2 separate regions of the Homo sapiens genome follow, and region 1 is linked to region 2. A link is a loop called in an ENCODE intact Hi-C map of the cell type or tissue named here. Cell type or tissue: heart right ventricle. All regions are shown on one strand. Links, peaks and the distances in the headings refer to the core of each region. The heading gives the core; the rest is flanking DNA.

What was found. Hi-C counts contacts between places; a loop is a spot of excess contacts. Peaks named below come from ENCODE experiments on the same cell type or tissue, not always from the same donor. Only the 100,000 strongest peaks of a DNase experiment are listed, where the experiment ranks them.
Region 1: a loop joins it to region 2, with 1.9 times the contacts of the local background. A loop is called at or near these places in 3 of 110 quality-filtered maps.

What each region holds. Positions count from the first base shown.
Region 1 is chr2:109,478,243-109,490,211 of GRCh38, forward strand. All of the region lies in intron 8 of SH3RF3 (SH3 domain containing ring finger 3), which reads left to right. It also overlaps a transcript of RANBP2 not described here. Among named protein-coding and RNA genes, the nearest start is that of SEPTIN10, 130 kb to the right of the region's middle. In heart right ventricle, for the core only: no CTCF peak of the experiment used is centred there; DNase peaks (open chromatin) are centred at 4,225, 4,529 and 5,159; H3K27ac peaks cover 2,153 bases.
Region 2 is chr2:109,253,627-109,265,595 of GRCh38, forward strand. All of the region lies in intron 1 of SH3RF3 (SH3 domain containing ring finger 3), which reads left to right. It also overlaps a transcript of RANBP2 not described here. Among named protein-coding and RNA genes, the nearest start is that of MIR4266, 54 kb to the right of the region's middle. RefSeq lists enhancers at 873-1,162, 6,369-6,870, 6,871-7,370. In heart right ventricle, for the core only: a CTCF peak has its summit at 7,385 (motif pointing right); no DNase peak of the experiment used is centred there; H3K27ac peaks cover 619 bases.

The DNA.
Region 1 (11,969 bases), core at 1,918-9,917, 220 kb after region 2:
CTCTCTCTCAGTTCCCATAAAGCCGTCTAGCTGTCCCTGTGATACATTCAAACTTGCACTGTTTGGATTCCCTAGGCTGTCTGAAAATGTGTCCTTTGAGTAAAATCCTTCTCCCTCAATTCCCAGTTACGTCTTTAAATCAAGATGGGCCCTCCAGTCTCTAAACACCCCATCAGTGTGAGATGGCACCTTGTTTGCTTTTAAGACCTGCGATTTGGTTTGAATGTATTCAGTTATCTAGATGTCTTCATGCTTTCCATGAAAATGTACTGAGGTTCAGTCCTTGGCATTTTTCCTTGCAGAATTCTTCTCTATTATTTGGATGTCTGGTATCCCTACAATTATACATGCTTCCAACATTTCTGTCAACTTTTCCTAAGAAGTTTGTTGGAATGCGCTTTCATTTTTCCATCCCACACTTGTTTATCAAAAATACGGTGTGGTGGGGAAGGGAGAGAGGGGGAGAGTCTGAGCTCGTAGGTAAGATCTTCTTGCTCAGAGGCCATGCGACGGGCTTATCATACAGGTTGGGTCTAGCCCTGGGAAGCTCATGACAGGTGAGAATGAAACCCGCTCCAGTTACTTTTGCTGCATAACAAATCATCTCAAAACTCAGTGGCTTAAAACCATAGTTTCTTTGTGAAACTCAGGGATGCTGTGGGTTGGGAATTGGGGCAGGGCATGACAGGAAGGCTGTCTCTTGTCCACCATGTTTAGGCCTTAGCTGAGAGAACCTGCAGGTTTCGAGATTTGCTGGCGGGAGCTGCAGCCTCCTGGAGGTGGGCTGGCTTATGTGTCTGGCGGGTGGTGTTGACTGCTGGCTGGAACCTTGGCCGGGCTGCAGGTCAGAGCACCAGCACACACTTCTCAACGTGGACAGCATGAGCTTCCTCACAATGTGGCGACTGGGTTCCGAGAGTGAGTGCACGGCCTGCCCTTGACCTTGCCTCAGGGTCACGCAGTGGCATCTCCCCTGAGCCCTGCTTGTGGAGGATGTCACAAGAGGTCTGCCCAGCACACAGGGTGGGGACACGGTCCTGTGACTTAGTTAGGGGAGTGCCAAAGGCTTTTTGTAGAGGGGGGCTAGTGAGTAGAGACACAGTGTTGTGGCTGTATTTAGAAAATACAATTTGCCACATGATCTAAGGTTCACTTTTAGCTCTGTGACCTATCATTCTTTCCTTGAGTTCAGTAGGAACATTTCTTGTCTGGCACAGCTGCCTCCGGTTTGGTACTTTTTAATTAAGTGCGAAAATAAGTTCCACCGTATCTGTTCTCCCTGGGGTGTCGGGATGTCCAGCTTCCACCGGCCTCATGGGCAGAGGAAGCAGCAGCCAGGGCAGGGCCAGGTGTGCCCGTACAGGACTGGCAGCCCAAGGCAAGGGGTCAGGGCTCTACTCCCACAGACAGAGCCCTGCACTTTTGTCTCCTCATTTTTAAAAAATGAATTAAATGATCATTTTCTTAATGTTAGAAAGGAGGGAATGAACCCCCTTGTGAACCTGCTAAAAGCCAATTATCCACACTGCTCTTAACTTTGCAATTCTACGGGTTTCGCAGACCCCCAAAACCATCCACAGACCACTGATGAAGACCCCGGGACTCACTGCCCTCAGAGCCTTCATACGGCAGCACCTAACCCACCTGCAGCACGAGGATCTCCCTGGAGCTCTTGCTCCAGCCCAGCCCGGTTTTGCTGACAGCCCCTCTGCAGCCCAGTGGTATGCAGGTGACATGTCCCCTGAGGCCACGCGTCATCACAGCCTGAGGGAAGCAGTGGTTTCAACCCTGCTGTGGGTTGAGGACAATTGTCTAGAGGAAAGGACCCCATCCTGGCACTTCTCCTTTAGCTGAGAGGTGATACTTTCTTTTCCAACATAGTGAGAAAGCAACACTTGCATATCAACCACATTAAGACATCTGCTTTCAGAAAAGAAGGCGTTGTGCCCAACATCTGCATGGCACCAAACATCTGTACTGTAGCCTTGTTGATGACCAGAGCAGGCAAGGCGGCATCTCCCAGGTGCCCAGCACTTGAGCCCCATGTTTGATCCCCACAGCCACCCTCTATGACAGGTGCTGTCGCTATCCCCAGTTTACAGATGGGAGAACTGAACAGAAGACATAAGGCATTTGTTCAAGGGTGCATGGCTGGTGAGTAGTGAAGCCAGCTAAGATGGCCATGAGGCTGAGAAAAAGAGAGTAATAAGGAGAGGAGTCCAGATGCCAGCCCCTGTTAGTCCTGAGGGTGCCAAGGTCATAGGGAGGTGACATCAGACTGGCTGAATTAGTGTCTCAGGGGGCAGCCAACACTTGTCACTCAGGAAGTCTCGCAGGGTAGAGGTCATCCCGAGCAGCCATGGGGTGCTCTCTGCTGCCCTGTGGGAGGAGGAGGAGGAGGATGGAGACGAACAATGCTGTACTGGCATGTGGAGGGGTGGAGCACACTGGGTACAGGCTCCTAACCTCTGTCTTGGCCTCATTCCCCTCCTCTCCTCCTGGATCCCCTGGGCTCACCTGGCTGCTTGCCTGGGCACAGGGACCTGGGACATTATGACCTCCGGCTCTCTCTAGCTGGGACCTCATGGAGGGCGGTTCGCTGTTCTCTAGCTTGGAGCTTGGGGCATCTGTGGATGGTTTGATTTGTGTGGTTTCTGTCTTAAAAGAATGTCTAGAAGAAGCGGCAGATAAAAGGCCTGGAGCTCACTGGAGAGTTGGGTTTGAGATACTTCAGCCATGGAAGGGAGAACTGAAGAGCCAAGCTGTGTCATTGCTTCAGGCAAGAGGACACCGATAGGGAAACAGAGGGACAGGCAGCCTGAGGGCATTTCTCACCTGCTGCTGCCAAAAAGAATCTGACAGCTGTTCAGAAAGGCAGGAGAAGAAACCCTAAGACGTGTCAAGAAATCCATGAGAGGGGAACATCTCAATGGAGAGGTGAGGGGGAGGCCGGGGCCCTGCAGACGTCAGGTTGGGTGGCGAGGGTCCCCCCACACAGGTCTCTCTGTGCTCAAGCTCCAGTCACCATGCTGTCACCACAGTTGCTGTGTCTGCTGGCAGCTGGAGGGTGCACCTGTGCCTTCCACTCAGCAAACTGAGTTTGAGCAAATACGGAAAAACAAGTTTATTGCGGCTATGCTTCTGGCAGCGTTCCTGCCCACAGGCCAGAGACTGGTGTATTTCCTCCAGTTTGGAGCTTCTGGTATGTTCTCGGTGACTGGTCAAGGCTGGGCTATTTCAGGACTTGGAGAACCTCCTCGGCCTGTTATTGCTCGGGAAGTTTCCAGAAGGCTGTAGATGCGTAGCTGGCTGTCCAGTCCCATTGCATCTTCCCTCTTGAGCAAATAGCTAAACGTGCGCTTCATCCCTCCACTCAGGCTGTGCTAATAGGAAACCAAAGCGGCCAAGGGGCTGGACATGTGGATGGAGGGCTCTGCCTCGCAGCACCTCCAAAACAGTTGCCACTTACAGAGAGCACACTAAGTGCAGACGCTGTGCTGTGTGCTCTGCAAATGTCACTCCTCGGCCTCCCCTCTGCACCGAGACAACTGCTACCATGAGAATCCTGTCTTGAGGAAGCCCAGAGGGGCAAGGTGCCTGCCCAGGTCACAAGGTTGATGAGCAATTGGCCAAGTCACTGTTTTATCACCACGGAATCACTGCTGGAGTTTGGTAATGGTCGTTGTATGTGAATGCCTCTGTGCTCCCCTACAAAATGACTGAAGCAGACTCAGACCTCAACGGTGCATTCTAGGGATGCCTTCCAGTTACTGAATGGCGTACTGGGGTTATGTGCATTGCCTTGCTTAATTTTCACGATAAGGCAGTAGAGCCACAGTTAAAATTTGGCCTCAGCAAGTCCCGGGTTCGAATGCGGCTTGTGCAGCTTTTGAGTTGATTACCCTGTGTCTCTTGTTCAGCATCTCAGAGCCTGTTTTTTCTTCAGGGCTGCTTTGAGAATTCAGTGAATGAATGTATGGGCAAGACTTAGGACAGTGCCCGGCTCATAGTCAGCTCTCAAGAAATAGGTCTCAGCATAGTAATAATTATCATTATATTTAGATAATTATGTAGTCCGTTTTACACATGAGGGAAGTGGGGCTAAGAGCAGTTCAGGAACTTGTTCAAGATCAGCCAACTAATAAATACCAGGGACACCCAGCTCCATCTGTTGCCAAAGCTGTCGCAGCATCACGCACTTCCCGCAGAACACCGTGCTGTGGCTGTTTATCTTCTTGAAGTTCCTCAGGGAGTCAGTCTCTTTTGTTTCAGGAGCTCCCTGACACCGTGGTGAACTTGGCCGGTCATCCAAACCCACTCCCGCGCCCAGCCCGGGGCCATGACCCCTAAGAGGGGGAGAGCAGTGTTCATTTTGCTCTTCACCATCGTTTTGAGTGCTGTAAATGGTAATAATCCTGATGCCCAGGGCTCAGCTTCCAAGAACAAGGATGCCCTCAGCTCCCTGTCCCTGCCTGCACCTCCGGCTGCTTCCTCTCCTGCAGGAGGAAGGGCAGGGAACAACTGCTTCACCACTGATAACAGCAAGAGAGCAACACGATGCGGCGGTCACGTCTTCCACCAAAAACAAGCTAGAGAAGCACAATAGCTCAGCACTTCACTGGCTGCTGCCTCCCGTTCCCTGCTATTTTCATGAACCAATTTTCTTTATCTTCTGTCTTTGGCAAGGGCAGCATTTTTGAAGATGCATGTTAATGTTTAAAATACCCAATAGCTGGTGCACAATTTTTCTGTTTCTTTTAATTATCTCGTTCACTTTTTCCTCTGTATTCATTGTAGATCTTCTATTCCTCTGCCCTCTCTAAAAATGCGTTGCATATTTATATTGTTATAAACCCTCCTGTGCTCTTCCAGTAACTGTTCTCAGCATAACCAGAGAGGTGCCCTTTCCCCACTAAAATTTTAACAGAGCACAGCTTTTAATTACCTTTTCCCCATCTCCGACAGGAAAATTTCCGAACATAAAATAATAATCAAAAAACTTCCAAGTATAACTTGCAACCCGAGAGCCAGACTCAACAAAGATAAGTCCCCGTTTCTTTCTTCTGAATATCTAAAGTTTCCTGCAAGCCCCAGTGGTGCCTCTCACATGTCCCAGGCCTCTGGCCAGGTTCCAGCCTCACTCACTGCTTGCTAGATGTCCCACTGGAGCGTATGCTCTCGGTGCCCAGCAAGAAAAGGTGCTCCCTTCTCTGAGCCAGGCCTCCCCGCAAGACCTTGGCACCTTCCGCCTGTTTTCCTGACTGCCTGTGGGTTGAGGTGGCATATGAGAACTACTTGACTGTCTTTTAAAACTCATGTTGCTTCCTTTGACTTCCTATCTGCTGTGTCGGCCAAAATACTGTTATTCAACAGATTGCTAGAGGGTGGGAATTGGCATAGAGTTTGGTATAAAGTCAAGGCTGGACACACAAAGGAGTCCCTGGCCATGCAGGCACAGAGCACATTCTTGTGGCTGTCACCCAGCTGTGCCACATGAGGTCACAGTCCTTCGACCTGCTGTCTCCATGCCTGTCCCCTCCCCAGGCTGCAGGCGCTGGGGTTGCCTTCCCTGTAAACTCCTCCTGTGACTGTCCCCATCAGCAGCCCCACCATCCCCTGCTTAGCTGGCTTGGCTCCTCAGAAGCACCTCTGCAGCCAGGGCCACATCCTGCTGACTGCATGGCCTTCAAGCCCCCCACAACCCCCGCCATCCCTGTGCCTCCACCTCTATCTCAGCTCCTTGGATGCTCCCAGCGTCCACCAGACAACCCCAGCCTCCTCAGTTGGCCCTAGAGGCACCAAGGTGTGCCATCCTCTGGCCTTTCTTTTTTTTTTTTTTTTTTGAGACCGAGTCTCGCTCTTGTCTCCTAGGCTGGAGTGCAGTGGCGTGATCTTGTCACTGCAACCTCTGCCTTCTGGGTTCAAGCGATTCTCCTGCCTCAGCCTCCCAAGTAGCTGGGATTACAGGCGCTTGCCACCACGCTCAGCTAATTCTCATATTTTTGGTAGAGATGGGGTTTCACCATGTTGGCCAGGCTGGTCTCGAACTCCTGACCTGAGGTGATCCGTCCACCTTGGCCTCCCAAAGTGCTGGGATTACAGGCATGAGCCACCCTGCCTGGTCATCCCACTGCCTTTCTTACCTCACCAGGCACCTCGACCCTTGGCCCATCCACACTCTGGCCCGCACCTGCTTTTTGCTAGATTTACCTGTTCCACACCTCTGACCACTCCCTTGGCCACATCACTCACCAGCCCAGGCCTTTTCATTATCCCTATATCAGCCCAGCTCTTGAGGCCCGCCCCCTCCTGTGGAGTTACCTCCTGCCCTATCAGCTAATCAACAGCAAAGCTTCCCTGGTCCATCATATCTAGTACCATTGTTTCAAAACAACATTGCAACTTTCTCCTTTTTATTTTTCCCCTCTTAAATTAAAAAGAAACTCACAAGTGATGCAATAAATCAAATAACAGAAAAGGGTATAACAAAACTGAAGTACTGCCCTGTCTCCCTCTGACCCTGCCTGCCCTGAGACCTGGTATCAACAGTCGAGGCCCTGTTTATTTCTGTGCTTTCCTGGGACTGTCTGCAGGTGCTCCCAGGCCTCTGAGGATCCACTTGTGTCTGAACATCTCTACCCAGTGACAACTATCTCCCCAGTCTCAGGTCACAAAAACATCTTTGTGTGTACCTGGTGGAGTTAAAGTGTACGATTGTGTTCAATCCTTTATTCCCAAAGCTGGTGAGTTTTTACCTCCCCTTCTGGTGCTGAAAATAGTACGTAACCCATCAGCGTGTGCAGCGCAGCATGTGCAGGGTTCTGCAGATTGAGGTTCTCATGGGTTATCATGGCTAACTTTGCAAATTGAGTCCCTTTCTATCTGCTTCCCATGGTACCTGACCCAGCGTTTGGTGTGTGCCCAACCAATGCAAACTGATCTTAAATATTGCCTGAGGCAAAGAGAATTAAGACGGGAAATCTGTTTGAAAGAAGTGGTGGGACAGCCACCTGTCTCCACATGGCTTAATCAAGAAGGTAACTGAATAAATGTGCACTTACGGGTCACATGTACAGGTTTACTTCATTTTCATGAAATGACTTGTATCTCTGTTTAATGTTGCTTTTTGCAAATCAAATTGTATTCCCTTTGGCTCCTTAAAATTTCAGAGACAATTTTCCATAACTTTTAATTGACCTTTAACTGGCACTGAATCTTAATTTAAGCTTTCAATTGCTTTTGCCAAGTTTTTATACTAATGTTCTACTAAACAGTTAAGGCCCCTAGAGGAGCCCCCATCTTAATCATAACAAAAAAATCTATTACTTTACCATTTGTATAATGTTTTATAGTTTTCCTGTATAGAGTGTAGTATGAATAAACGCCTTCAAAATTCTCCTTTTTAAATATCAGATTTCTAGATGATTCTTTAAAGTGGAGTACCACTTGATTTCAGGCTTCAGGCTGTGTGTGTGACTGTGAGTGTGTAAGCACACAAACACACATGGCTTTTTCTGGATATAACTCATAAGCTCTCCCTTCTGTAACATGTCAGTGTTCCGTGCCTGGGCACAGGGATGCTTTCACACCTAGATCTTGAGAGCCAGGGCTGCAGCACAGCCTCATCGCAAGCCTCCAGTCCCTGGCCCTCCCTGGCCCTTGATCTCCTACACACCTACCAGCACCTGGCTTCTCACCTTCTGTCTGGGAAGGTGGGGGCTCACCTGGAGCCAGCCAGACAGCTCAGGTCCACAGAATCAGTGTGTGCGCTCCAGCCAGAAGTCCAGCACTGTAGGGCCCTGCTTTCAACCCATGTGTGTCCCTGGCTGGGGGCACTGAGTAGGTGTTAGTAACCCTCAATAACCTTTCTTCACCTTCCCAAGGAGCTGACCCCTTCTCTGTGTCTTGACATTACTCTTTGTCGTCTGGAAATCACTTACCGAGTTGCATGACGACCATTGGCTTCTGATTGATCACTTCCTATGTTCTGTATCAGAATCATTTTTTGGTCCTCATTTCAGACCCACAGAAGCAAAATCTTTGGGGGTGGGGCCCACATTTTACATTTTGTGGAACTCCCTGATTGTTTCTTTGTATACAGAGTTGGAGAGCTGAGAGACCCTCAGTGGTTCGGGTGCTCTCCCAAGGCAAGGCAGGTGGAGGTCTTGGATAGGAATCTCATTTTATTTATTTGACAAAAATATATTGGGAACTAACTAGGTCCTAGGTATTTCGTAAACTATTTAATATTCAGAGATGAGTAAACACATTATAAAAACAGCAACATAATCACCAGATATTGATGAGATGCATTAGTCCTTTAAAAGCGCTCCTATAGCTGTCATCTCAGCAGCTCAGCGAGGCAGATGGTACCCTTCCAAAGGTGCAGAAACAAAACGCAGGTGGTGGGGATGCAGAGCCGGGCCTTCACCACACCTGCAGAGTTTGCACCCAGCAGTGTGGTTGGCGCAGGATGTGTTAGAGGAAGGGGAGGGGGAAGCTGGGCAGGCTGAGGGCACTGGGTGGTGGGGAGGGCCTTCCAGAAGAGAGACATCCCAGCAGGGCGACAGCAGCCCATCACTTCCATGGAGGAAGGACCAGTGCACCTTTCTCGGCAGATCTGTCTCCCGCCCAGGCCAGGATGTTTCAGAGCAAACGAGACGTTTTGTTCCTAACAGATCCGGCTGTTTGGTTTTCTCCCTGTGAGGCTGAACTGATTGGAGCCTGGCCATCCAGAAGGGTCATTGGAATGGAAAGTGATCCCCCCAACAGAGAGGAGTGCAGGCCACAGATGGAAACAGCAGAGTGCTAGGGGGAACGTTTGCAGAAGAAGGCAGTCAGGAAAACGTAACAGGGATGCCAAATCCACATCCCACTGGGCTCCTGAACATTGCTTGCTTACTCCCAGTCCCAGGAGAAACCCAGCAAATCCATCTTTCCTTAACATAATCTTTCAGCCCAGATCAGCCCTAAATTGTGTCCTCTAAAACCTCTTCTCCTCCCACGGTGTTGTCCCCCAAATCAGTCTATGAGCCTCTCCCCGAGTACATGCCAACTGTCCATTGGCTATTCTTTCCTGCCTCACACGGGACGACCACCAGGGAAGTGCCTAGACCGTCTACCTCCATATTCCATGGATTCCGTGAGCATGACGATTGTTAGTACTGGGAATTCCACAGCGATTGGTAATAACTGATGCTTAAGGCATTAGCAGAATTCTGTCCTGGAAGGCGGACGTTTTGGAGAGGGTTTTCTAGCCATGACATCAGCGTTTTTCCAAGTTAATTAAGTGTTTAGTTTATTTAATCCTGGAGAATTGAGACAGGAAAATTATCCATCACATTTACGCACCCCACCCTTTCCAAAGCAGACAGCTAAGGTTGGGCCTGACTGCATATACTCTCAGCAGCTGGGCAGTGAGGCAGCAGGGCCTCAGCGTCTCCAGCTCCACCATACCCCACGTCCAGGCCCACAGGGCCCAAGGTGCCCTGGGAGCAAGAATCTGCCCACCGAGTCCCTCTCTACTCAGGGGCCAGAAGGGCTCTCCCCGACGGGCCCAAGAGCCCTCAGCTGGACTCAGTTCATTCAGCAAACAAGTGTTGAATGCCTGTTGTGTTCTCAGCACCGTGCTAGGCGCTGGTGGGGATACTGCAGTGAACAAAACAAACACGACCCCTGTACTTCCAAAGCTTTGATTCTAGAGGGGAGCCTAGACGGGGATGAACAGCCACCAGGCCCCTTCATGGTGAAGAGGAAACAGAAGTGGGCAGAGAAAGGCTAATTCCTTTTCCTTTGGACAACGCAAGGCCACCCAGGTCTCCTGCCTGCCAGGAGGGGAGGAGCGGCCAGCAGCCCCAGAGCCTGCAGAGTGGGCTCCGCCGGGACACCTGGGGCAGGCCTGGCTTCTGTCCCCGCATCCTGGCCTGCTGTCCTTGTGACCTAGGGATCCCAGCCTTAGCACTGATGACATTTGAGGCCAGATAACCCTGCCATGGGGGGTTCCCTTGCATTGGAGTATGTTTACCAACATCCCTGGGATCTGCCCACCAGATGCCAGCAGCACCCCTGAGTTGTGACAGCCCAGATGTCTTCAGACATTGCCACCTGTCCCCTGGAGGCAAGGTCACCCTCTCATCAAGAACTCTTGCTGTGGGTTCAGGCCTCCTGGGGAGCCAGTTCCCACCCCAGGTACTGCAGTTCTTTCCTTCCTGGCCTGCGGAGGGGCTGACGGGCCCAGCTGCAGGGTCTCCCATCCCCAGGCCTTATGCCCTGCCTACATCGTGGCCTGAACAAGCCTCCTCACTCCCTGCCCCCAGGCACCCCACTCAGATCCCAGGGTTCTGCCCCCGACCCCTCACGGTTTCTTCTTTTCCTTTCTAGTTTCTACCCAAGCAGTTCCCGATGTGTGTTCCTGGGAACACTCTCCCTCAAGTTGTGCCGCCAACAAGAGTTCTCTGAGAACTAGACTCGGGAAACACCACACTTTGAGCTGCCAGCACATGAAGGGCTGCAACGAAATCCATGTCTAACTGATTGCTCTAGGCTGTTTCCTATTGCTCACAACCTCCAGGGCCTGGCACGGTGCACAAGACCTTCAGGAAGTTATTGGAGGGAGAGTGAGGCAGAGGGGAGATAGGCCGGGAGGCTGCAAGCCCAGTAGCGGAGTCAGGTATCTGGATCCCCGTGCTGCATGGCTCAGAGCTGGGCCGCCTCTTCCTCCTGAAATCACCCAGAACTCCCCATGGACTGTCAGTACAGAGCCTGAAAGCAGGAACAGCTGACCTCCAGGATGAGTCCAGCCTTGGAGGAAACACATTGAGAAAAGTGGGGAGCGAAGGCCGAGACTCAGGCAGTGGAGTTGGAGGCTGGGATCCACACTTGCCCAGGGCACACCTTCATTATATCTCTTTCCCTCTCTATTGCATAAGCAGCAGTGCCTGGGGCACAGGCTCTGAATGCAGTGGGATTAATGAATACAGTGGAACAAATGCTGGTCACCAAGGGTGATGGGGATGGTCCCTTTAGACACCTTATCGGGTGGAGACCCTTCACCGGGCACTAAGCAGTATCCCACAGCCACAGGCCCCCAGACCCTGGTACAGCTGCAACAACAATCCAGGCATGTGGCCTGGGGGGACTTGGCTGGGGCCGGAGCAGTTGTGCTCTTAGACAACCAGACCCCAGCGTGGCTTGGGCCTCACGGAAAGTCCCATCAGGAACCGTGTCACCTGTCCTACAAAGTCCACTTAGAAGAGCTGGGGGAGGAGAAAGCAGATGACATTGACTGCTGGTTCCTCTACACAGACAATGACGTTGCCAGGCTTGGCCAGGGTCCCGTGACAGAGAGGGCTGTGTTGTCGGGGATGGCCCGTCAGCAGCATCCTTCTCTGAGAATGGCATCACTGGCCTGCCCTGGGGGCCTCGGGGCCTATTTTGGACATTTCTGCTAGATTTTGGAAGAGAAAGGAAAACAAGTGTCGGACAAGGTTTTTTTTGGCGGGGGGTGGGCGGGGGGGACGGAGTCTCGCTCTGTCACCCAGGCTGGAGTGCAGTGGCGCAATCTCAGCTCACTGCAACCTCCACCTCCTGGGTTCAAGCTATTCTCCCACCTCAGGCTCCTGAGTATCTGGGATTACAGGCAAGTGCCACCACACTCAGCTAATTTTTGTATTTTTAGTAGAGACAGGGTTTCACCATGTTGGCCAGGCTGGTCTCGAACTCCTGACCTCAAGTGATCTGCCCACCTTGGCCTCCCAAATTGCTGAGATTACAGGCATGAGCCACCGTGCCCAGCCTGGATGAGCTCTTGGTCTTAGCTTTGTTTTCCTCCTCTGAGCCACTTTACAAGGTTATCTTTAAAGTTTCCTGATGGAACCATTCTCCATGGGTCTCTCACCCTTCTACCCATCTTACAACTGAGATGCCATCTGCTGGCCTATCTTTTCAAGATGTCCATGTAGGCACCAGCC
Region 2 (11,969 bases), core at 2,401-10,400:
TGGGGCTGTGCTTAGAATTTTGATAAAAATGGTTGTATCTGGGTCATTTGGAAAGGAATTTGGCTGTCTGGAAAATAGAACATATAATAGAACAGGTGGTTATTAAAGCACCAGGCCAAGTGGAGACCATGATTTCTCTTTGATTTAGATGCAAAGATTGCTATATAGGTTGACACACAAAGATTTATAATTTGTAATTTAAGAAAATAATTGTTCAGGGAGCAGAAACCAGAAAGTAATGTATGAGTATTTTTTCTTGAACTGCATTTTCTTCTTTCTAAAAGCATGGAAGTCTTTAATTCCCCTTCCACAGCTCTTAAGGCTGTCAAATGTATTGGGAATGGGGCCTGGCCCCTGAGATGTGTAGGTTATACATCATACAACTCAGGGGCCAGGCACCATTCACATCACATTTATCCTAGATTTGTCTTGAAGGGGTGCTTTTTCTGACCCACATGAGAATTTCCCTGGGCTAGTGGCAGCCAGCATGACTGCCTCACCAACCCCTCTAGCAAGGACTCTTAGAGGAAAACATGAAGAAAATCACATTTTTCTTCTGTTAGCATTTTATAGACTTCTTCACTCCACTCCAGACCTTTGGATGTCTGACCTGAGGACAATCAATATGTTTTTCTAGAGTTTTTAGCACGCAGCAGCATAGTGGCTTAGAGTGCAGACCAAGGAGTCAGTGCCATAATTTTCTACCTGTATAATCCTGTGCAAGTTGGCCTCTCTGTGCCTCAGTTTCCCCATCTGTAAAATGGGGGCAGCACATTCCTCATTGGACTGTTGGGGAGGTTAAATGGATTAATGCTGTAAAGTACTTAGAATAGGGCCTGACACATTGCATGTAAATGTTACCAGCCTCGTTCAGCTTTGCCTCTGACACTGAGCTGATGTACCTGGGTCTGGCAATACAACATTGTAGATGCTGATTAAAACTTGAGGCACATGTGAAGAAACCATGACTATTCCCATGACCCCGTGAGAAGGTTGGTCAAATAGTTTCTTTGTCTTCTGCTGGGTTTCACTTCCTGCTGTCTCAGCTGTACCCCCTAATGTTGGTGTGTGGTTGTCTCTTTCTGTGCCAGCCGCTCCCATGAGAGGAGCCTCTCATTGCCGGGACTTTAGTGGCTCGGGACAGTGCCCCATGAGCGCTCCAGTTAAGCCAACAGATGGGTACTTCTAGGCTGGAGGCACTGCCTCGCCAGGGCAGTATCTGCTCTCTGTGGATGTCCGAATTCTCACGGGTGGGCTCAGCGAGACAGTACGCTCCATGTGACCCACTCTGGTCTCAAAAGCTAGAAAAATGCTCTGGAAGGATATTGAACACCTATGTGGGGCTCTGTGGTTCAGGTTAGGTTACTCCATTAGATCATTTGTATCTGGAAAGAACAGGGATGGCTCCAACACTGTACAAGCCTGCAGTCCTCCTAAGGCTAAAAGACACAAGGTGGTACCCGTGTCATGGTGGTGGGAGGTTAAAGATTAGTGTTTGTGTGTGTGTGTCTGTGTGTGTACATGTGCACGTGTGCAACTCTTGCTTTGTGTGTGTGGCATTTCACTTTCCTAATCAATTTAGGCAACCTGTTGGGGCTTCGGAATAGTGCATCTAGGTTGGAAGTATCTCCCAGTGAATGGGTCACACTGTCACACTGGGCTTCCAGCAGACCCCATACCACCCACCGGTGAAACTTGAGTAAAGCTACTCTAAGAATACAGAGCATTGGAGAAGTGCTTTATTCGGTTAACTTTACCACCACCAGGGAATGTCTGGGTTGTTCTCAATGATCAGTATGAAGGTCTGTGGGGTTGTGGACACATTCAGGGTTGGACTGGGGTTCGTATTAGTCAGCCGACTGGGTATCTTTATTCACAGAAGAGGCAAAATTAGCAAATAACCCCATCAAAATCATCTTGATAGTTGTTCTCACCAAGGTTGCTATCACCTCTATAATTATGAAAATGTTTTATGAGGTAGGCTTGGGAATTTGAACACCTTTTGAGAACTGTTGGGAACAACCTTCTCAGTTAAGTAAAGAAACTACTTACCAGAAAACATGTGGAGGACACTGGGGTGATAATTCATGGTCATTTCCGATAAGCTACTTCTAGGGCCAGAATCTCTGCTGAATCTCAGCTTCCTGATTTAATGAAGACAAGGAAATGAAACCGCCCTGCCGACTGTTTGTGCTTTTAATAGGCCGAGTTTTCAGAAAGAGAAGACAGTTAAATTAGTTTTCCTTTTTGCCCTTTTCATTCTCCCTGCTTCTGTCCTGCAGATCAAGGCCTTTGAAAGGAAGGGGAAGAGGAAGTGTTTTCTTGCTTAGTGAATAGGATGCACCTGTCCCCTGAGGAAGATTCCCTGTGTGTGCTTGTATGTAAATGTACATACTCTCTTACTGTCCTCTTTTTCCTCCTCACAAATGTAAGCCTGTATGTGCTTCATATTAATACTTGGCATTCCCATGAGCCTGCAAAGTCTGGAGGGAGAGGCCAGGCCCGTGCTTCTGGCCGCTGTGACCCAGCACCTGGCGGAGGCCCTCACTGAGTCCTGTCCCCTGAGTGGAGGTGAAAGGTAGACAAGGAAGACCCCACAGTTGGAGAGCCTGCCATGGACAGGTCGCGCATTGTTTCACTTGGGCCTGGTTGAGCGTATTACTGGGAGTGGGGGAAGTTGACGCTGTGACGTAGTCCTGGGGCGAGCTTGGAAGGTGCTCTGGGCTTGTCAGTTGACAGTGTGTCATTAGGGATATGAGCGGCAATGCGATGTCCTCCCCTGCAAGGAAGGAGATGTTTCAGACTTACCATTGACTGAAACAGGGAGACGAGTGCTCTCTCATGGAAACAGGGGAGATTTGAGATCAGTCACAAACACTTACCAAGGCCCAGGTTCAGTCCACTCCTGGAGCTTTGAGGGGCTAGTGTGTAAAGGGCACAGAAGCCCTTTTGCTAGGTGCACTGGCCTGAGAGCTTCGAGGGGATTTGCCAATGGGATTGTGCCACAATTTTTATTACTTTTTCCCTAGTCTTCGTGGTCTAAGTTTTGTTTTCTCAATCTTTCTTTTCTCATCTTCCTTGTGTGGAGTTAACTTTTAATCAGGGAAAGGGAATACATCGAGCTATTGATGAATGAATCACTGGAGAAAACAGTGAAGTGGGATTTTTATTTCAGGGTCTCTTAGGTGGCAGTGCCGGGTGACAGGTGGGGGTGTCCCTTGTCTTCCATTGTCCCGGAGACTAACCATCAGCCTCTACCTAATTGAATGGCATTTTTATGTGTTTTTCATGAACGGTGGTGGATGGAGATGTGTGGAGGACTAGCAGCTCTTCATGCTGGAGGGAGTTATTCCGCCTCTGCTCTCAGACAGCCTGTGACCAGGCACGGGTCACATTGCTGCCCTGGACTTGCACTGTATGGCATTTGAATGTCATGTAGGGGCACCGTGTATTTCAGTGGCTGTGTCTAGGCAGCCCGAAAGCCACTGAATCCCTCATGTCCACTCTGCAGCCGACATTCACTCAGCATCCTGGAAAAGTGCCCACTGGGGCAGGAGCTTCTCTTGCTCATGTGGACATGACGGTAAGTCCTTCTTGGAGAGGCAGCATCAAGTCATGTTGTTCGTTCTGTGGCCAGGAGGTACAAAGTCAGCTGTTTCTGCTTTTAAGTGATGTGGGCTTAAGGAAGAGGGAAGGAGGAATGAAGGAAAGAAAGGAATTGAGGAGGGAATGAAAGAAGGAGAGGGAGGGAGGGAGAGGAAGGGAAGGAGGGAGAGGAAGGGAAGGAGGGAAGGAAGGGAGGAAGGGACGGAGGGAGGGAGGAAGAAGCCCCATGGCTTTCTTGTAAATAGCAGCTGCCCTGAAGTCTGTGAAGGGCACACCAAGAGTCTGGCTGGGAGGTTGTCAGCTAGGAAACTGTGGCCCAAGTTCGTGGTGAGTGAGGAGTTACTTTCTTCCCTTGACCACTGGAGCAGGATAGACTCTGCCTGCCACCCATCCCATGAAGAAGACTTTCCTTCTGAGTGCCTTGGTTTGCGCTTCAGGGAAGCCACTGACACGTTCATTACCTGTTTCCTGAAGTAGACAGTTAGAGCTCCCTGTCTCAGTGTCCAAAAAAACCAAGGGGCCCCAAGTGCAGAAACAAGGGCTGAAAATGTATGTTTTACGGACAGGAGACAGCCAGCCTGTTTAAGTGGAGGCTTTTTTGGAAACCCCACTTTCCCAGTGAGTCACAGTAAACACAGACAGAGCACACTGCTTCTCTGACACCAGGGCCAGGGCTGTCCTGGGCTCAGAATGAATTAGACCAGCTTGCCTTTTGTGTTCACCATTCTAGCATTTCTTTCCCTGCTTGATTGTCACCACATGTGCACACACATACCCACATACCTGTGCACACATGTACACTTTCTTATTTGCTGACCCTCACAGCCCTGCCATCCCTGGGCTACCAGGCAGACTTTCTGATCTGGAGCTTAACCGGCCCAGACATTGGAAACACCAAGCAACTGGTAGCTGGTAAGACTTTTACCCCATCAACGAGGCTTACGAAAGAGTAAACTTACCTTAATAATGCCTAGTGGCCAGGTTTCCAGGAGTGGGGGACAGCCTGGCGCTGTTTGTAGGGGCTGAAGGGAATGTTTACTGAGGGGATCCTGATGCAGTGGCCGCTGTGACAGCCAGTCAGGAGGTCTTGTCCCCATTCTAAAGAGCGAGAAACTGCAGAGTTGAGAGGACCACAAACCCTAGTGCAGCCGGGTTTTCTGCAGGGGTCTCTACAGCTCAGAGCCTCTAGGCTTTGTCACCTCCTGGGTATTGGAGGCTTCCTCGGGCCCTCAGCACAGCCCACACCTACCAGGGCCAATCCAATCATGTAGGCTGGCCAGGGCGGTGAGCCTCCGAACAATGTATGGGTGGTGCCACCAATCCTTGTCCTCACTAGGAATCCAGTCAGTCATCCCGCAATTCCCCAGGCCGGGCCACAGCTGGCTGTGCTCCTAACATCCCTGCACTGACCAGCAGGTCACCGGTACCTCTAGGAGCCTGACTGTGTGGCAGCCGTGTCTGAGTGATGACTGCCAGAAAGTTCTGGTTTGTTATTCAGACATATAATACGTGCTGCTTTGAAGACAGTGGCCTGCACTGCTGTTGTCCTTCCTAATAGGGGTAGGGTCTTGCCAGGTCAGAGCAGGACCCATCCAGGGGCAGTGACCTGTGCTGATGTCCTTGGCTGTGCTGGATTTGACGAGAACACTCTGTGGTCAGGGGTTTTGCCTTTCAGCTCGAGCTGCAGAGAGACCCTCTCTGTCCTGCTGCTTCCCCAGATTCTGCCCACGGGGCATCCGCATGCCCTCTCTAGCTGGGTGAACTATGTGGGGTCAGCTCACTGTGTAGGCTGCCTCGGGAAGGAGGGAGAGCCTTGTGCTGCCAGGGCCCTAGTTTCCATTTGGCTTCATCAGAGAGTTTCTGACACATACCTACTGCCAGATCACATGTAATAGCTGCAACATGCCACGCGGCTTGTGGCTGAAGTTACTTACAAAAGCCGGGTTGAGGAATCCATAAAGTGTAGGCTTCTCTGGCCTTCATGGGTCGGATTAAAGGGTGTCCTGGCCCTGAGGAGCACCCAGACCTGCAGCTGCTGCTGGCTCCTGAACAACTGGCTCTGAGTGTGCAGAGGCCTGGCTCTGACAGTTGAGCCTACCTGAAGCCCTCTGAGACCACCATCCAGAGCCGGAGGCATCCTACATACCTGCATGCAAGGGGAGGCTGGGCCTCCAGGTCTACTCTGTTGTGATTTCTGCTGGGTTGTGTGACGGTGGTGCATTGGCTATTGTGGGCCTGTTGGTGGACTAGAGTCCTTGATTTTCCTTCTGTGCAAAGTCAGGACTCTCCGGGGCCCTTCATGCCTTAACATCCCAAGAGGCTTGTTTTGTTATTTTCTTCCACAATGCCCTGGAGTTACCATGTTTGGGCGGCATGTTATTTATGGAGAAGTTGGTGACAGGGAGACCCTGATGTAACTTGAATTGTGATAATGTCTATACTTGCTCTCACGGCCTACGGAAGAAGAATTTGTTTTTCTTGATTTGGTTCTTTTCACTTCTTTTTCTTCATGGAGGCTTCACGTAGGTGCATGTGGAGGGAGCTTTATTCAGACAAGTTTCCTTGACATCTCTGGGAGGTCTCTGTTTGTCTGGCTCTGAGAGCATCTGGTGTTTGGACAGCCTCTGGGCCGGGCGCTGTGGGGATGGCTCTGGAAACTGTCAGTCATGTGTGTGCTACACCGTGCACAACAGGGGCTCTGCAGATGATATCCATGTTCTCAGACGCCCAGGGGTTTTCTTTGCTTAGGTTCTCTTTTCTTCTCCGGCCAGAGATATCTTTTCCAAGTAGTAATTGTAATTTTTTTGGTGGAGGGTTATTTGTGATGTTTATCTCAACCCTGGGAATACCTTTTTGAGAGTAGAGAGGCTCTCTGGGATCTTTTCATTTTCTAAATTCTCAGTGTATTTAGGGAATAAATGCATTCCCGAGACTTTCCTGGCGGCTGTTGATAAGCCTGCAGTGCACTACTGATGGTTGGCAGCCCTGTGATTTACCGTCCTCTCCCTAGTGGAAAACCATGCAAACTGACGCCTAAACCCAAGGCGCCATGCACAGTCACTGCTGATCCCAAGTGCTAGGCAAGGCCCAGGTGAGGTGAGTGAGGGAGACCTGTGACCCGAGGTCAGGGAGCTGCATGTGCCCTTCCAGGAACCACCAAAGCAGGAGAGCAGGTGCAGTTGGCTTGGATGGGTTCAGGGCCAGAGAAAGGTGGAGAAAGCATCTGCCTCCCAGTGGCTGTATCTGGGTTTTAATTCCAGTTCCATACTTACCCTCTGTGGAGCTTAGCACTTTCACTTGTAGCGTGGGCACAGGGACACCTTGGTCATAGGCAAGAGGGCTCCCGATCTTGTATGTGGAGTGCCTGATGCAGGATCTGACTGGTGAGGTGGCCCATGGCTGAGAGCTGACAGGCTGTCCAGGGCCAATGGAGGCCCATGGGAGAAGCGGCCTGCAGAGGGTGAAGAGAAGACTTGCAATCTTATGGCCTGATACTGTCCATGGGCAATCCAGGGACAGAAGGCACGGAAACTTCAGGTGACCCTAGCGTGTGTCTGAACCAAGTTCCTAAGTGCATGGTTTCAGGGGAGGGACTTCTTCCTCCCCTACAGAGAGTAATGGAAGGTAAATGGTTGAAGCCAGGCAGGCAGGTGACTTCAGAACCCCATCCTGCCTCTGCTGTGAGAGGAAGGCCACTCTGTTTACAAGCAGTGAGGCTGGACTGTTTGAGGTGTTCTCAGCCCCATGTGCCCTTCTCTGGATGGAGAGCCTTTCCCTCCCTTTAGAGGGCACTGTGTCTGCAGGAAGGAGGTCAGTAGCATGAGCACTTGGCCTGAAGTGTCTTACACGGGTCCATTTCTGCCAAGACGCCCAATGGGGGCCCAACAGCCAGGCCCGTGAGCTAGCCTTCTGTTGTGTGGACACATCAACATTTCTGGCTCTGTCACACAGGTATGGTCAGGGCCCTTTGTAGTTGCATAGGTGTAAAGCGAGGGCCCTGGCTGATGGCTCTTCCTGTCAAGCAGAACAAAGCAATGATGTGGAGGTGATTGTCCCCTCCCCAGGGCTCCAGGAAGCCTTGATCCGCACACTGTGCTGAACAGCACACAGCAAGAGCTCTAGTTAATCATGAGGATTAAATTGTGTTTGTTTTCATTGTAATTACAGCAGAGCAGTAAAATGTGCAGTCTGTGGAGCTGGACAGGCAGAGGTCAAGGATGTTTGCTTCTTGGCTTTGGAGGTGTCAGACGTGTGTGAAATATGCTCAGCCTCCCACCTGTGTGTGCAGCAGCCAGGCACCTCCCATCTCCCAGGGACAAACACAAACAAGTGCATTCGAAGGGAAGGGTGTGCCCAGAAAGAAGTGGCATGGGGCTGCAGGTGGTGTTCAGTGTTCATTGAGACTCTGATGGCTGTGTGCTGGCCAGGCCCCATGACGACAGGTAAAGCTTAGGACTCTTATTGAATTGGGTGTGTATTTAAAATTTGGCTCATTGAGAATCAGTGTAATCGGCAGGCATTTCAAGCCTTTGTCATGGATTTATACAGTGTTTGGGAGGTGGGTCACCCTACTGGTCAGCCTCCCCACCCCTTCACTTATAGTAGGGAAACTGAGGCTTGCCTTTTTTTTTTAAATTTATTAATTGGGCTCTCTGCTGATACGAGACATGTTGATGCATTCAGTGTGGTGTGTATTAAGATCTTTACTGGATGTGTAGCATTCCACTTCATTACATCAGAGGAAGGGCCACAAAGCTCTATAAAACCAGGTCCCCTAAGAGTGGCTAGAGCAGGAGACAGGTCGGTGGCCCGGCTGCTGATGCACCAGCCCCAACGGTGCCAGCAAGCATGAGCAAGCCCACAGGTGCCCTCGGCCTCAGGGCAGGAAAGCCCTGGGAAATGCTTATTATTACAGTGCTGGGGTCTTTCCTGTTATGGTTACAGTTGTATTTGTCTAACAGTCTTATTTAAAGAAGACCAACATCATGATTCTGCATTTAACCATCTGAGGCTTGAAAGCTTGGAGAGAAACCAGTTGTCTAAGTGGTTTGTAAATGGGAGAGATAAATGTCTCGAGTAACCACGGTGGAAAAGCACCAGGAGGGTGGTGCTTTCACTGTACCTGGGGGCAGCCATGCTGATTGCAGGAGCTTTGGGGTTACTGCCTTCAAACTCTGCTTTCGATGCCCTGGGAACCTCTCATGGTGCCTGTGGGGTACCCAAGAGCCCATAGGACAGTGTCCGGAGGCCCCACTCTCTGCAGCCAGGTAAACCTACCCAGGCCCTTTCCTTGCGGCCTCATCCTTCAAAGGTTTTCTTGTTTTATTATTTTACGTAATGTTGTTTCTTTTAAAGAAGCTGAGAAATGAAAGAGCAATTGTATGTCTACAACTTTTGTGATATTAACCTTATTTTGAATTTCTGGTTTACCCCATTTGTGTTGGTGCATTCAAGTTATTATCAGGAGATAATTCTTTATCCGCAAATAGCTTTGTTCTCACTTACCTCCTTGGTTCCATTATTGGAAAATATATTACATTTATATATGTAATGGGCCCAATGATAAAATTATATTTTTATTTTCATACAAGACTTTCTTTTTTCTTTTTTATTTTTTTGAGACAGAGTCTTCCTCTGTTGTCCAGGCTGGAGTGCAGTGGCATGATCTTGGCTCACTGCAACCTTTGCCTCCCGGGTTCCAGCAACTCTTCTGTCTCAGCCTCCCACGTAGCTGGGAGTACAGGTGCCCGCCACCACACCTGGCTCGTTTTTTGTATTTTTTTTTGTATTTTTGGTAGAGACAGGGTTTCACCATATTGGCCAGGCTGGTCTCGAACTCCTGACCTTAGGTAATTCACCCACCTCGGCCTCCCAAAGGGCTGGGATTATAGGCGTGAGCCACCACGCCCAGCCGCAATCACTTTGTTAAATGAGTTAAGAACGGCAGAGACATGTGCATTCATACTATCTTTTATAATGACCCGGCTGTCTTTACTAGTGCTCTTTGTCATTTTATGTTGGTTTAAATTATTATCTGTGGTCACTTGATTTTAGCCTAAAAAAGCTTTCGTTGCTATTTTCTATAAGGTGGGTAGATCAACTAGCATCAGATTTTCTCAGTTTTTGTATATCTGGAATGTGTTTATTTTGTCTTTATTTTTTATAGGTAGCTTTTCTGGTTGTAAAATTCTTGATTGACAGCCTTCAATCAAATAAGTAATGAAATAGTAGCTAGAATATGGAGACTTTAAAATGTCCTCTGTGGATTAGGGGGCTGATGCATACATAGAAAGATTGATTCTCTCAGTTTTATTCCTGGGGAGCCAGGTAGAGAATTTGCTTTTAGGAGGTGGATTTTCATTCCTTGAGCAAAGCTAATAGATGAACTTAGCTCATTCTGCCAGGACAGTCTGTCAGTGGAGAGACTGTACTATTAATAGAAAGGAATGTGAGGCCGGGTGCGGTGGCTCACGCCTGTAATCCCAGCACTTTGGGAGGCCGAGGTGGGCAGATCATGAGGTCAGGAGATTGAGATAGACCTGGCTAACACTGTGAAATGCCGTCTCTACTAAAAAAATACAAAAAATTAGCTGGGCATGGTGGCGGGAGCCTGTAGTCCCCAGCTGCTCGGGAGGCTGAGGCAGGAGAATGGTGTGAACCCAGGAGACGGAGCTTGCAGTGAGCCAAGATCGTGCCACTGCACTCCAGCCTGGGCAACAGAACGAGTCTCCATCTCAAAAAGAAAGAAAGGAATGAGAGCTGGACAAGTCATTCCCTGGTCAGGACACTCCAGAAGCCCTACATGGTTTGCAAAACCATCTGGGCTGTTCCAGCTCCTCCCTGTCTTTAAGCTACAGATCTCAGTCTGTGGGTGCTACCTGTCCACCTCCCCAGGATCCACCTCGAGTCTGTGGGTGCCCCCCATCCACCTCCCCAGGATCCACCCCAAGTCTGTGTGTGCTCCCCGTTCACCTCCCCAGGATCCACTCCGAGTCTGTGGGTGCTCCCTGTCCACCTCCCCAGGATCCACCTCGAGTCTGTGGGTGCCCCCATCCACCTCCACAGGATCCACCCCAAGTCTGTGTGTGCTCCCCGTTCACCTCCCCAGGATCCACTCCGAGTCTGTGGGTGCTCCCCGTCCACCTCCCCAGGATCCACCTCGAGTCTGTGGGTGCCCCCCATCCACCTCCCCACGATCCACCCCAAGTCTGTGTGTGCTCCCCATCTACCTCCCTATATGTCCTGCTGGGCTTCTTACCCTTAGAGGTGCTCGATAGATAGAAGATGGCAAAGTGAATCAAGTCTCAGGGCCAAAGCCAGGCTTTTTGTAAGATCTCAAGGCACGATTTAAAACCATGTGCATGAGCTGACAGTTGGATGTCAGGAGGTCAGGAGTCTAGGTGGTGGTGAATTTTACAACAGAGATGATAACAGCCCCTCCCACTGAGCCCAGTGGATGCTAGATGTTTCCGTAAGGGCTTTCTGTGTATCCTTAGCCAGTGCCCTTCCCAGGCCCACTGGGCGGGCATCTCATTCTTCTGAGGGCCGTGGAGTCTGGCCATCACCTACCGTGCATGCCGCACCCTCCTGAGGCTTTCTGGAGTGTGCTATTTTCCACTTCCTGTTGGACAGACATCTTAAACATCCTTATGTTTCCCAGACATCTCAGTCTGCCTTCCTAGCATAATTCTTCTTGTAAGAAATGTAGGATTTTGTGGGTGGCAGGGGGACTAGGGAACATGCATCAGAGATAGCCGCATGCTCTGTCTTAGAGGCATCATCAGCCTGGGGAACCTGGCCAGCTCTTGTGGACCGCAGTCTAATTGGCCTGCTCCCTGCAGAGTGAGTGGGCTGCTTAGACTTTGCCCACTTGAGGCGTTGCGAAATAGGATGGTGTGTGTTTTATTTTTTTTTCCTTGTTATTTAAGAAGGAACATTGAAGAGAGCCAGGAGGGTTCCTAGTGGAAAGGAAGGCAGGGAGAACAGCTGCACATTAGGATTAAAGGGCCAAGGCAGGACAAGGCCAGGGGAGCTCTGAGGGCAGCTCGTGGGCTGTGTTCGCCAACTGCTGGAGATGGGTGAGATGCGGAAAACAAGCAAAATACTGCAAAATGGAAGAAAAATTGACCTTTCCTGTTATCCATTCTCCTCACAGTTTATCAGATGGTGGAAGGAAACACTGTAATTCTAGAAATAAGCCCCACCCTGACAGTGAGCCCCCACCTCCCAGCGTGGAAATAACCCATTCAGGGCAGTGGCACCCTGCTGCCCACCCTTAGGCTGCTATAGGCCAGTATAGGCTGGGGTCCCTGCAAGCCCAGGTCTCCTTCAGGGCAGGTGTGGCTCTTCCTCTCCCAGATGAC